Regions from separate parts of the Homo sapiens genome. Here region 1 is linked to region 2. Evidence: read pairs that join two places in POLR2A ChIA-PET (ENCODE). Cell type or tissue: MCF 10A. All regions are shown on one strand. Each heading gives the region's core, and the rest is flanking DNA. Links, peaks and the distances in the headings are about the cores only.

The links. Peaks named below come from ENCODE experiments on the same cell type or tissue, not always from the same donor. Only the 100,000 strongest peaks of a DNase experiment are listed, where the experiment ranks them.
Region 1: POLR2A ChIA-PET joins it to region 2 with 14 read pairs; 4 of 35 experiments call an interaction of 5 or more read pairs at or near these places.

What each region holds. Positions count from the first base shown.
Region 1 is chr13:51,693,533-51,699,946 of GRCh38, reverse strand. All of the region lies in intron 3 of WDFY2 (WD repeat and FYVE domain containing 2), which reads right to left. Among named protein-coding and RNA genes, the nearest start is that of DHRS12, 110 kb to the left of the region's middle. In MCF 10A, for the core only: no CTCF peak of the experiment used is centred there; no DNase peak of the experiment used is centred there.
Region 2 is chr13:51,622,822-51,629,235 of GRCh38, reverse strand. All of the region lies in intron 1 of WDFY2 (WD repeat and FYVE domain containing 2), which reads right to left. Among named protein-coding and RNA genes, the nearest start is that of WDFY2, 42 kb to the right of the region's middle. RefSeq lists enhancers at 322-940, 941-1,560, 1,742-2,248, 2,249-2,756. In MCF 10A, for the core only: no CTCF peak of the experiment used is centred there; a DNase peak (open chromatin) is centred at 3,475.

The sequences.
Region 1 (6,414 bases), core at 1,620-4,119, 71 kb before region 2:
TTTATTCAAGTACTTCACATTTTAAGTGGACATTCCATTTGTCTGCTATAATTTACAATTATAGCAATACTTTGAGAAAGGTCTTTGCAAGTATATCCATATGAACTAATGTCTATGTAGAAGATATGCTGGCTCAAATATTATGTACATTTAATGTCTTAATAAACACCGCTAGATTACTTTCCAGGAAGCATGCAGCCATGCACTCTCTCACCTACCCCCATCTTCATTTGACAGCTTATTTTCCCACATCTTATCAGCATTGGACACTATTCATCTTTTCAATTTTTGCCAAACTGATGTGTGAAACAAGAGGGTATCTCATTGTGGTTTATGTTCATTACACTATGAGCTGGATAACTTTTTGGTTATTGGCTATTTTCATTCATTTCTTGTTTTATGAATTTTCTGTTCAAATTCTGCTGTAGCCTGGTTCTCTGAAAAACAGCGTGAAGCAAAGCGTAAGTCTAATGCTTTATTTGAAGGTGCAATATCGGCAGCAGTGAGGGTAAAGCAAAGCAAAGCGGAGAAAGACGGTGATGCATTACCAAGCTCGCCTGAGTTTCACAAGATGCCCAGCTGCTTCTCCAGCATTCAGGAAGTCTCTGGACAGACAGAAGTGAAACACCAGGTTTTGGAAAAATCCACTGAAGGAAGGGATGGAGAGGGAATTTATCTGCCAGCTGTCTCCCATATCCCTTTGCATTTTAATCATAGCTCCACATGAATCTAATTTCTCCCTCCGTGTAGAAAGTTGTACCACCTAGCCCTGTTGCAGCCACTGGGGAAGTCAGATCTGTGGCCTTGCAGAGCTGTGCTTCATGTAATTCAGAAGTAGCAGGGGAACCAGATCCTCTGGGCTTTGGCCTCAGGGTGGAACAAGGTGCCAAGAGAGCCCAGGAAACAAGTACAATCAAGAAAATCTGAGGCAGTATATATGATGTGGTCCAGGCATATCCTTTGGTTCTTTTTGTCTATTGCATTTGTAACTGTCTTACTAAATTGTAGAAATTCTTTGATTATTAGGGATAGTTATCCTTTGTTTAATATGTGAATTGACAGTATTTTCTCTCCTAATAGTCTGCCTTTGAATTTTATCAAATCTTTCGTAGTACTGAAATGTTTTATTTTTTTTACTTAACAAACAACCATGGCATTATGAGTTAAAATTGCATTATATCTTTTAAGTTTTAATTTGGGAAGGAATAATATTTTAACTGTAATATACTCAAGTACTTATATACAATTTTTCCTTAATAGTTTAAATGGCATTTCTCCCAACCCCATTTCAATTTTCAATGAATTACTTCTCGCACATAATGAAAATAGCTCTTGGTTTTGGGATACACGTGTATTAATAGCATTAGTATGCTATTGCAGCATTTAACACCGTATTTGTTGTTGACTTACCTAAACCCTGACCAAGATTAGGTAATCACTGCTATTTTAGTTTTATCTGGAATTTTTAAGAGTAGCTGCCAAATTTAATTAAATTGAATGGAATTTGCTTTTGATATCTATTAAACAAAATTTGTTAAAATCCTTCAATTTATAAAAGTAATTGATTATTGTTAAACAGTTTTCTGATATTGACCCATTCTTAACTTCTTGAAAGAATTCAAACTTGCCCTGATGTATTCTTCCTTTGATACACTACTGGATTTGATATGCTAATATTCAATAAGAATTTTTACATATACATTTAAGATTATTATTGGTCTATAGTTTTCCATTTTGGTGCTATCTTCATTGGGTTCTGGTTTAAAGATAGCAAAGCACGGTGCTTAAGAGCTTGGGCACTGGAACCAAATTGTCCAGTTTAAATCCGAGCTAAAACACATACTTGTTAAATGATCTTGACAAGTTGCTCAAGAGCTCTGTGCTTCACTTTCCTTTTGTGTACTAGCCTCATAAGACTGTATGAGGACTGAGTTATTATTTATAAAGCATTTTAAAGCAGTGCCTGTCACATAATAAGTACTCTATGAGAGCTAATTTAAAAAAATGGATTAAGAAGCTTTTCTTTAAATCTTTTGGAAGATATTGAACAATTATAATTGAAGAATTAGAATTCAGCTTCTTAAGCTTTTCCCCGTGTATACACAGAAACACATACAATTGGAATAGTAGTACTACTGATGATGTTTTGTAGCTCTCCTTTTTAACTTAACACTATTAGATGGGCATTTCTCATGTCACTACCTATTTTTTGAAACAGTGAATTTTAATGGCTACGTAATATCCCATTGGAAGGCAATAAAGAATTTTACCTAATTAGTCTTTAACTGTTACATTTCATTTTTTTTTTTTTTTTGAGGCAGGATCTTGCTTTGTCACCCAGGCTGGAGTGTAGTGGCATGAACACAGCTCACTGCAGCCTCAACCTCCTAAGCTCAAATGATCATCCCACCTCAGCCTCCTGAGTAGCTGGGACTACAGGCACAAGCCACCACACATGGCTAATTTTTGTATTTTTTGTAGAGATGGCGTTTTACCACGTTACCCAGGCTGCTCTTGAACTCCTGAGCTCCAGCAATCTGCCTGCCTCAGCCTTCCGAAAGTGCTGGGATTATAGGCGTGAGTCACTGCATCCAGTCTGTTACATTTCTAAGACACCAATGTTTTATTATTATAAAAACAGGAATATCCTTATGAATAATCTTTGTGTATATTTATGATTATTTTCTTTGGATGGTTTTCTAGAAACAAAACTATTGACATAAAGGAAAAATATTTCTAAAGCTCTGAATATTACCAATATTTTTTCTAAACAGTTTGTGCCAATTTATGTCCTTTCCATTAGTATTCTAGAGTGCCTACTTTATTTAATTCTAGCTGATAAGTATATTCTAAAATTACTACAACTTAGATAAAAATAGAATTAAAACATTTTAACACCTTAAAATGTTTACTGGCCCTTAGTATTTCCTCTTTCATGACTTTTCTATCCACAGGATTTTATTGTTTTTCTTATCTATTTGCATACGATTGTCATGGACTGAGGATATTTTCCTTTCTCTGTCATATTCCACGGAACTATTTGTTGCTTTTAAAAAACTGTATTTAAGTAGATTCTCTTAATGCTGGGAAGTTCTGCATTTTATGTAGTTAAATAAAATAATATTTTCGTTTATGACTTCCATTCTTTTAAGCTTACAACATTCTTCTTGATAGATTGTTTATAAATGTCCAGTAAACTGACTTCTAGTTTTTCTTTTTCTTTTTTAAGGCTTTACTTACATGTAATGATGCTTCATGCTCCTGGAATTAATTTTGGTATAAGACAAGAGGTGCGAATTAAAATCGATCTTTTTCTTAAAAGCAAACCAACTGCTCCAGCACCATTTGTTTAATAACTTTTCCCATTCACACTGACTTGTGGTCATCTTTACCACATTTTATTTGCTTTCAATGAACTGAGTCTGTTTGGGGGTTCTCCAACCCTGTTTTATTCCTTTGCCGGAACCAAAATGATTTAATTATAGTAGATACAACTTATATGTTAATATAAAGGCTATGTGCTCCTAAATTCTTTTCTTAAAGAAAAATGTAGCTAGATGAACATAAATAATCTTTTTAATAGCAAAAAAGAAAAATCACATTTACAATTTTGATTGGGGGCTGGAGCCAAGATGGCCAAAAAGGAACAGCTCTGGTCTACAGCTCCCAGCGTCAGCGATGCAGAAGATGGGTGATTTCTGCATTTCCATCTGAGGTACTGGGTTCATCTCACTAGGGAGTGCCAGACAGTGGGTGCAGGATAGTGGGTGCAGCACACCCTGCACTAGCCAAAGCAGGGCGAGGCATTGCCTCACTCGGGAAGCGCAAGGGGTCAGGGAGTTCCCTTTCCCAGTCAAAGAAAGGGGTGACAGACAGCACCTGGAAAATCGGGTCACTCCCACCCCAATACTGCACTTTTCCGATGGGCTTTAAAAACGGCCCACCAGGAGATTATATCCCGCACCTGGCTCGGAGGGTCCTACGCCCACAGTCTTGCTGATTGCTAGCACAGCAGTCTGAGATCAAACTGCAAGGCGGCAGCAAGGCTGGGGGAGGGGCACCCACCATTGTCCAGGCTTGCTTAGGTAAACAAAGCAGCCCGGAAGCTCCAACTGGGTGGAGCCCACCACAGCTCAAGGAGGCCTGCCTGCCTCTGTAGGCTCCACCTCTGGGGGCAGACAAACAAAAAGACAGCAGTAACCTCTGCAGACTTAAATGTCCCTGTCTGACAGCTTTGAAGAGAGCAGTGGTTCTCCCAGCACACAGCTAGAGATCTGAGAACAGGCAGACTGCCTCCTCAGGTGGGTCCCTGACCCCTGACCCCCGAGCAGCCTAACTGGGAGGCACCCCCCAGTAGGGGCAGACTGACACCTCACACAGCTGGGTACTCCTCTGAGACAAAACATCCAGAGGAATGATCAGACAGCAGCATTCCCGGTTCATGAAAATCCGCTGTTCTCCAGCCATCGCTGCTGGTACCCAGGCAAACAGGGTCTGGAGTGGACCTCTAGCAAACTCCAACAGACATACAGCTGAGGGTCCTGTCTGTTACAAGGAAAACTAACAAACAGAAAGGACATCCACACCAAAAACCCATCTGTACATCACCATCATCAAAGACCAAAAGTAGATAAAACCACAAAGATGGGGAAAAAACAGAGCAGAAAAACTGGAAACTCTAAAAAGCAGAGCGCCTCTCCTCCTCCAAAGGAACGCAGCTCCTCACCAGCAACGGAACAAAGCTGGACGGAGAATGCCTTTGACGAGCTGAGAGAAGAAGGCTTCAGACGATCAAACTACTCCAAGCTACAGGAGGAAATTCAAGCCAAAGGCAAAGAAGTTGAAAACTTTGAAAAAAATTTAGACGAATGTATAACTAGAATAACCAATATAGAGAAGTGCTTAAAGGAGCTGATGGAGCTGAAAGCCAAGGCTTGAGAACTACGTGAAGAATGCAGAAGCCTCAGGAGCCGATGCGATCAACTGGAAGAAAGGGTATCAGTGATGGAAGATCAAATGAATGAAATGAAGTGAGAAGGGAAGTTTAGAGAAAAAAGAACAAAAAGAAACGAACAAAGCCTCCAAGAAATATGGGACTATGTGAAAAGACCAAATCTACGTCTGATTGGTGTACCTGAAAGTGACGGGGAAAATGGAACCAAGTTGGAAAACACTCTGCAGGATATTATCCAGGAGAACTTCCCCAATCTAGCAAGGCAGGCCAACATTCAGACTCAGGAAATACAGAGAACGCCACAAAGATACTCCTCAAGAAGAGCAACTCCAAGACACATAATTGTCACATTCACCAAAGTTGAAATGAAGGAAAAAATGTTAAGGGCAGCCAGAGAGAAAGGTCGGGTTACCCACAAAGGGAAGCCCATCAGACTAACAGCGGATCTCTGGGCAGAAACTATAAGCCAGAAGAGGCTGGGGGCCAATATTCAACATTCTTAAAGAAAAGAATTTTCAACCCAGAATTTCATATCCAGCCAAACTAAACTTCATAAGTGAAGGAGAAATAAAATACTTTACAGACAAGCAAATGCTGAGAGATTTTGTCACCACCAGGCCTGCCCTAAAAGAGCTCCTGAAGGAAGCACTAAACATGGAAAGGAACAACCAGTACCAGCCACTGAAAAATCATGCCAAATTGTAAAGACCATCAAGGCTAGGAAGAAACTGCATCAAGTAACGGGCAAAATAACCAGCTAACATCATAATGACAGGATCAAATTCACACATAAAAATATTAACTTTAAATGTAAATGGACTAAATGCTCCAATTAAGAGACACAGACTGGCAAATTGGATAAAGAGTCAAGACCCATCAGTGTGCTGTATTCAGGAAACCCATCTCACGTGCAGAGACACACATAGGCTCAAAATAAAAGGATGGAGGAAGATCTATCAAGCAAATGGAAAACAAAAAAAGGCAGGGGTTGCAATCCTAGTCTCTGATAAAACAGACTTTAAACCAACAAAGATCAAAAGAGACAAAGAAGGCCATTACATAATGGTAAAGGGATCAATTCAACAAGAAGAGCTAACTATCCTAAATATATATGCACCCAATACAGGAGTACCCAGATTCATAAAGCAAGTCCTGAGTGACCTATAAAGAGACTTAGACTCCCACACAATAATAATGGGAGACTTGAACACCCCACTGTCAACATTAGACAGATCAACGAGACAGAAAGTTAACAAGGATACCCAGGAATTGAACTCAGCTCTGCACCAAGCAGACCTAATAGACATCTACAGAACTCTCCACCCCAAATCAACAGAATATACATTTTTTTCAGCACCACACCACACCTATTCCAAAATTGACCACATAGGTGGAAGTAAAGCTCTCCTCAGCAAATGTAAAAGAACAGAAATTATAACAAACTGTCTCTCAGACCACAG
Region 2 (6,414 bases), core at 2,362-4,861:
GGCTAGGGAGAAACCCACACTATCCACTTGGTGTGCTTCATGGTCTTCCTCTGTTAGCCTTCCTCACTGGAAGAGAGAGAACAGCTTGAGAGACTTCCCATGTGAGGAGTATCACTTATCCCTTAGTTTCATAGGCATTTTCCAAGACTGTCTTCTCCATAGCTTAAAACTAAAACTCTGGGTCTCAGAATTTCAACTTCAAAGTTGAAGGGGACCTAAGAAATAATCTATTCAAACTCTTCATTTCACACACAAGGAATCTGTCAATGTATAGTTTAAAACCATCAAAATGGATCACAGAAACAGAAAAGTCCCACAGAGCATACAAATATGTCTTCAGAAGAGGTCAAAACCCTGGAAGAATTTAGTCTGCTGCTCAATCTTAAAGTTATGACACTATTTTTTAAATGCTGGTCAATGGGTTTCTAAGGCCCTTTTTAGACACTGCAATTCCACCTGTTAGAAAATTCCATTCAGTTAAACATGACTTGCAGAGTAAAGCAACTAACTGGCATCTGTGATGCATCAAGGGCTCTATTAGCTCATCCTGCCTCTCTTCTTCCGATGGCAGCCGTGGCCATCTGGAGGGACCACTCGGAAGAGGCCGGCTGCAGCAGGGGGGGTGCCGCTAGGGATACTCGCTCTGTGAGGCCAGTGGGAGCAAGGAACAGGCGGAAACCCTGCCCCCTACCGAGTTGGTGGGATGGGAAACCGGTGCTCCTGGGTGTAGCTGCAGCCATCCAGCTGAAGCTCCAGACACGAGCATCCCTGGACTCTCAGGGGCCTGGGAAGCCCTCCTGTCCCCACAGGCTCAAAAAGACCTGCTCCCACGCCCTGGCCTCTCCCACCTCCTGGCGTCCGCTCTGATTTCAGAACAAAGTTGAAGCAAAGCCCAGGCACTGCCGTGACATGGTCGGGTGTGCATGCACATGGGGCAGCACTGCACACCAGCATCCCCCAACACCACCTCGGCCCCCTCTGAAACTTTGGGCACTGAGGAGCTCAGGGAGGGAGCCCAGTGGGGCCTGAGGGGCGGCTCAGCGCAGGACTGCAGGTGCCTCTCAGCACGAACAGCCTGGGTGCCGTGGATGGCATGTTGATGCCAGGACGCAGACAGGTTCCTGGGCAGAAAGGGGTGGGTCCCCAGTGAAACCCCACCTTCAAGACAGGGATGGCCTGAGGTCTGCCAGTTCCAGCTAGAGTCTGGGGCCCAAAACGAGAACTTATGGTGCTTTTTCTGAGCCTGCCCATGGCTGCCCACGAACCAATCAGCATGCACTTCCTCCCCTCTGAAGCCCATAAAAACCCCCTGGACTCAGGCAGACTCCGGCAGATGACTGGACCACCTGCCTGTGGAGAGGAGCTACCCACTGTGGGTCTCCTCTCTGCTGAGAGCTAAGCAGACAATGGGATGACCCACCAATGGAGAGGAGCCACCTACTGCAGGCTCCTCTGAGCTGTTCTGTTGCATAAAGCACCTCTTTGCCTTGCTCACCCTCCACTTGCCTGCATGCCTCATTCTTCCTGGACATGGGATTAGAACTACGGACCCAGCTGGGCATGGTGGCTCACACCTGTAATCCCAGCACTTTGGGAGGCCAAAGCGGGCGGACCACCTGACGTCAGGAGTTCAAGACCAGCCTGGCCAACATGGTGAAACCACATCTCTACTAAAAATACAATAACAACAAAAAAAAAAATTAGCCAGGTGTGGTGGCAGGTGTCCATAATCCCAGCTACTTGGGAGGCTAAGGCAGAAGAATCACTTGAACCCAGGAGGCGGAGATTGCAGTGAGCCAAGATCATGCCACTGCACTCCAGCCTGGGTGACAAGAGCAAGACTCCATTAAAAAAAAGAAAACAAAAGGACTACGGACCCGTCAAATGGAGGTCCTGAAAAAGCTGCAAAACAAACAGGGCTGAAACATGTCCCCCTCCCTGCCCCTTCCCGCTCACCACACTGACAGTGACAAGGAGAGAAGACCTGCAGCCTTTCTGGGATCCCAGAGCAAGGAGCTCCCCAAGCTAGGGCTGTGACACTCTCTTTGGGGCTCTGCAGTTCCTGGTGTCTCCAAGCTTCCAGGTGCCACCATGTTCCCCTCATCTGGACACAGGTGCCTGCAGCAGAAGCTGCATGCAGTATACCTGGTCCAGCCACAGGCTGGCATGGAGCCGGCACCCATGCCAACATCTGAAGCTGCCCGCCCTTCACAGCAGCCAGCATGCCTGGCTGTGTGCAGTGGCCAGATCCCATGCTGGCTGGCTCACACCCCCATTGCCACTCTGCACCTGGCTTGCCCTTGGTAGGTATGGGATCTGGGCTGGCAGCACAAGCCAAGCACAGCCTGCTGGGCTGAATGGGTGGAATGAGCCCAGCAGGCATGAGCATTACTCAGGCAGAAGGCACCACTGGCCACAGAGGTTCCTGGCTGGCAAAGCAACACCCCAAGGATCCCGTGACTTCTACAAGGAATGGAAATTAATCTCTGCCTCTTTTTATTATTGTGGTTGTCTCTAGTAATGTGATATGAAACACTGAAGAGAGGAATTTATAAACACCAAATAGTAAACAAAAGCATGCTAAAATAAAAATTTATATTAGATGTGTTTCATTTTTTTTAGCCCCTGCCACACTAATCACACAACTTGTTAATTATATTTGATATACAAAATTGAACAAACTATAAATACCTGTTAATCATCCATCAAAATTTATGGAGTGAACCTCACTGGTGGAGAAAGAGAAAGGAGCTATTACTGAGCCTTGTGCTATGGAAGGTGCTTCCTGTATTTTGTGTATGTTCCTATATTTTTGTGTATGTTGGTATAATCCTTAGAACACCTCTGGTAAGCAGATATTTTAAAAACTTCTTTTACAGAGAAGGGAATGGAGGCTTAGGAGGTTAAGTTGTTCAGGCCTCACAGAGAGCAGAAAGAGATACTTGAATTTCAACCAGCCCAGTCTCACTCCAAACCCTATCTTCTTTCTATTGTACAAATGCTGCCTCAAGTATTTATAGAAAATGGAAAGAGATCCAGGTCTTATTGTTGAAGAATGTATGTTCTAAAGACAAGCTTGGGCCTCATTCCCTCATTTCCTCATTTATTTAAGAGTTCAGGATTTCAAGTGAAATGTGAAACATTCTTTCCCCTTCTGCATCTGTCCTCCTTCAGATCTGTGCTGTCAGGCCACTGGTGTACCAGCCAGCAGGCCATGCTTGGCTGCCAGGGTGCTCCGGGCCACCCAACTATGACCAGAGGGTGCATGAAAAATTGTTACCTGGGCTTATTTATAAATATATAAACAATGCATGACAACATTAAAACAATCTAACAGGAGGAACTCACTGGAGTGTTAAGTATATGAAATGCTGCATCAGATGAAAAATTCCCTCCATTGATATCAGCTTCCTTTTCGAAGTCCTGGCTGCGCCTCATCCTTGCCCCGTCAGCATTCCGCCCTCAGCCAGTGTTGGCAGTGCTCTGGACTGGTTAAATCTTGGCTGAATTCCATAGGATTTCAGTTGGCCTCAGTAATATTTTTGCTTAGCTTTCAAGTTCAGAGATACTTATTCTATACATGACTGCCACCTTTGTATCGAATTTCTGAAACCCTCTGAATTGAGGAGGATTTTTAATGGACTCTTATTAAGAATGGGTACCGAATTTTAGTGATGGTTGCCTTGGGATGGGAGGAAACAAAGCAAAATATCAATTTGTTTTTTAAAGGATATATTACTTTTAAGATGAACAGATTTACCTTTTCTCTTTTATTACTAGTTAAGGCTAAAGGATAGCTACATTCCTTCCCACCTTAAAACAGAACAAACTAAAACTGATGAACAGGAGCGTTACAGTGCAAACATTTACACACACAAATGCTGGGCACATGCACTCTTAAGTGAGGAGGAAACCATGCAGATACTAGAAATGTCTCTGGCTTAAGTGTTGTCCAATCAGATGTACTTAACCAGAAATACCAAGCCAAGTCTGAATTATGAAATAACTATTAAAGTATATCCAGACCTTACCACCTCTTACCACCCTGGCCACCATCACATCACCTTGGTCACAGCCACTTTTACGTCTCCTACTGCAATGTCCTCCTAACTGGTCCTCCAGCCTCTGGCCTCACCCACCCCACCCTGCACCTAGTTAGCTGTCACACAACAGTCAGTTGATACTACCAAAATGAGTGAAATCCCAATCTTGATCTGCTCAAAACTCTGCAGTGGCTCCCCATTTTACTAGAGCAAAAGACTAAATCTTCACCGTGGCCTACAACACTTTTTGTCTTGTGACATCCCCCTAATCTTGCCTCCTAATACTCTCCTTTCTCTCACTTCCTCCCAGACACACTGGCCTGCTGAAAACCAGGGACGTTCCTGCCTTTGCACTGGCTGTTCCCTCAGCCAAGAAGAGTCATGTCCAAATAGCCCCAGAGCAAACCCCCCAACCTCCTTCAGATCTTTGCTCAGATGTTGCCTCTGTGAGAAGTGCTCTAGCCATTCCTTTTTTAAAAGGAAAAACTTCACCTCCTCCCCAACTCATACCTACATTCTCAGTCCTTTACCCCGATCTGTATTTGTGTCCACAGTGCTTATCACTTTCTAACATAGGCTTATCAATCATGATCATTGCTTATTACGTATTTTCCCCCCAAGAACATAAGCTCCATGGTGGCAGGGATCTTTGTTTGTTTACTAATATTAGCCCATGCCTAGAATAGTGCCTGGTGCAGAGTCAGGGGCTCAACTAACAGTTGTTGAACACATGGTGAATTAAAGTAAAATTAGCAGAGTGAAAGTGGTCTGATAATACAGTCATATCAAGAACTCAACACACAAGACTCTTGCCACTTCCAGCAATGAATGGAACAGGAAAAAGCAAATCAGGGGTGGAAAAAGTGCAGGAGCAATAGCTAGCACCACAGTTCTTGGGGGCAGTTAAATAAACTGATTATTTAACTATAAATAATCAGTTAAGACCTGAGACATAGGGTTAGAATACATTGAATCAAATCTGAACTCCCGCTTTCAGCAAGTTCAGACTCTATCAGAATCCAGCAGTAATCTGTCCAAACTGCCCCAAGAAAAAGTGTATGCCTTGAGTAGCCTCTGATTAAATGAATCAATTTCACCGTATACAGGTTTCTCCCAACCTGGTCCTTTCTCTAATTCGTCATCCTTTATTATCTTAAAATAGGGGTCAATCACTTCCAAGACAGCTCTTTAAAGGAATGCTGAGCAAAACTGGGAACACGGCTAGTTATGTTTCTTTATTCTGCCTCTTTGTTTTAAAAGCTTGGTGTGCAGGGCAGGGATGGTGTGGAGACACAGAAGAAATAACTTCTATAGGTTAAAAAAAGTGCCTATTCCTTTAAAAAAAAAAAAAACTCTGTAAAAACTGCCTGTTGTGGAAGAAAAGAAATGACCACAAAATTAGAAGGACAGGAACCACAGAATAACCAAAATTTCTTATGGGAATGAGAAAAAGTTGGAAACGAGGTAGCTTCCCAATGTTCACAGGATGTGCATTCTGACACGTGGTGCACTGGAGAGATAGATGGTACTGACTGATAGAATGATGAGGTCTGAAAGATTAAACCACAAACATCTGTTGAGAGGCTACTTGTAAAAAACACAACACAAAAAATCAGCAACTATAACCAAGTATAGTCACAACTGGTTATTTAAAAAATGGAGATTTTTTTTTTAATGGAACTCTTACCTTAGGCAGTAATCCAGGACCCTGAATTAACTCACTGAATCCTCACAACTGCTATGAATTAGGTGCTAAACTCATGCCCATTTTATACATGAGGAAAGTAAGGCACACTGTTCTTTCACATCCCTGTCGTTCTCCCCACTCCTCCTCCAGCCTCCTTTTCATCTTTCCAGTCATATTGCTCTTACTTAGCTTGCCCATTCATCTCATTTGCCCAGGACTGTCTGGGTTTATGTCTTTTGGCCTGGCCTGAATATTAATAGCACCTACCTTCATTTTTTTTTTTAGAAAAATTACGCTTTAAAAAAAACAAGTAACATAAATTGTATCATTTTAAAAGTGTACAGTTAAGGCCATGCACGGTGGCTCTTGCCTGTAATCCCAGCACTTTGGGAGGCCAAGGAGGGTAGATCACTTGAAGTCAGGAGTTCAAGACCAGCCTGGCCAACATGGCAAAACCCCGTCTCCACTAAAAATATAAAAATTAGCCAGGCATGGTTGTGCGTGCTTGTAATCCCAACTACTCGGGAGGCTGAGGCAGGAGAATTGCTTGAACCCGGGAGGTGGAGGCTGCAGTGAGCCGAGATCGTACCACCACACTCCAGCCTGGGTGGCAGAGCTAGACTCTATCTCAAAAAAAAAAAAAAAAAAAAAAGTGTAAAGTTAAGCATACCTTCACTTTTAAAG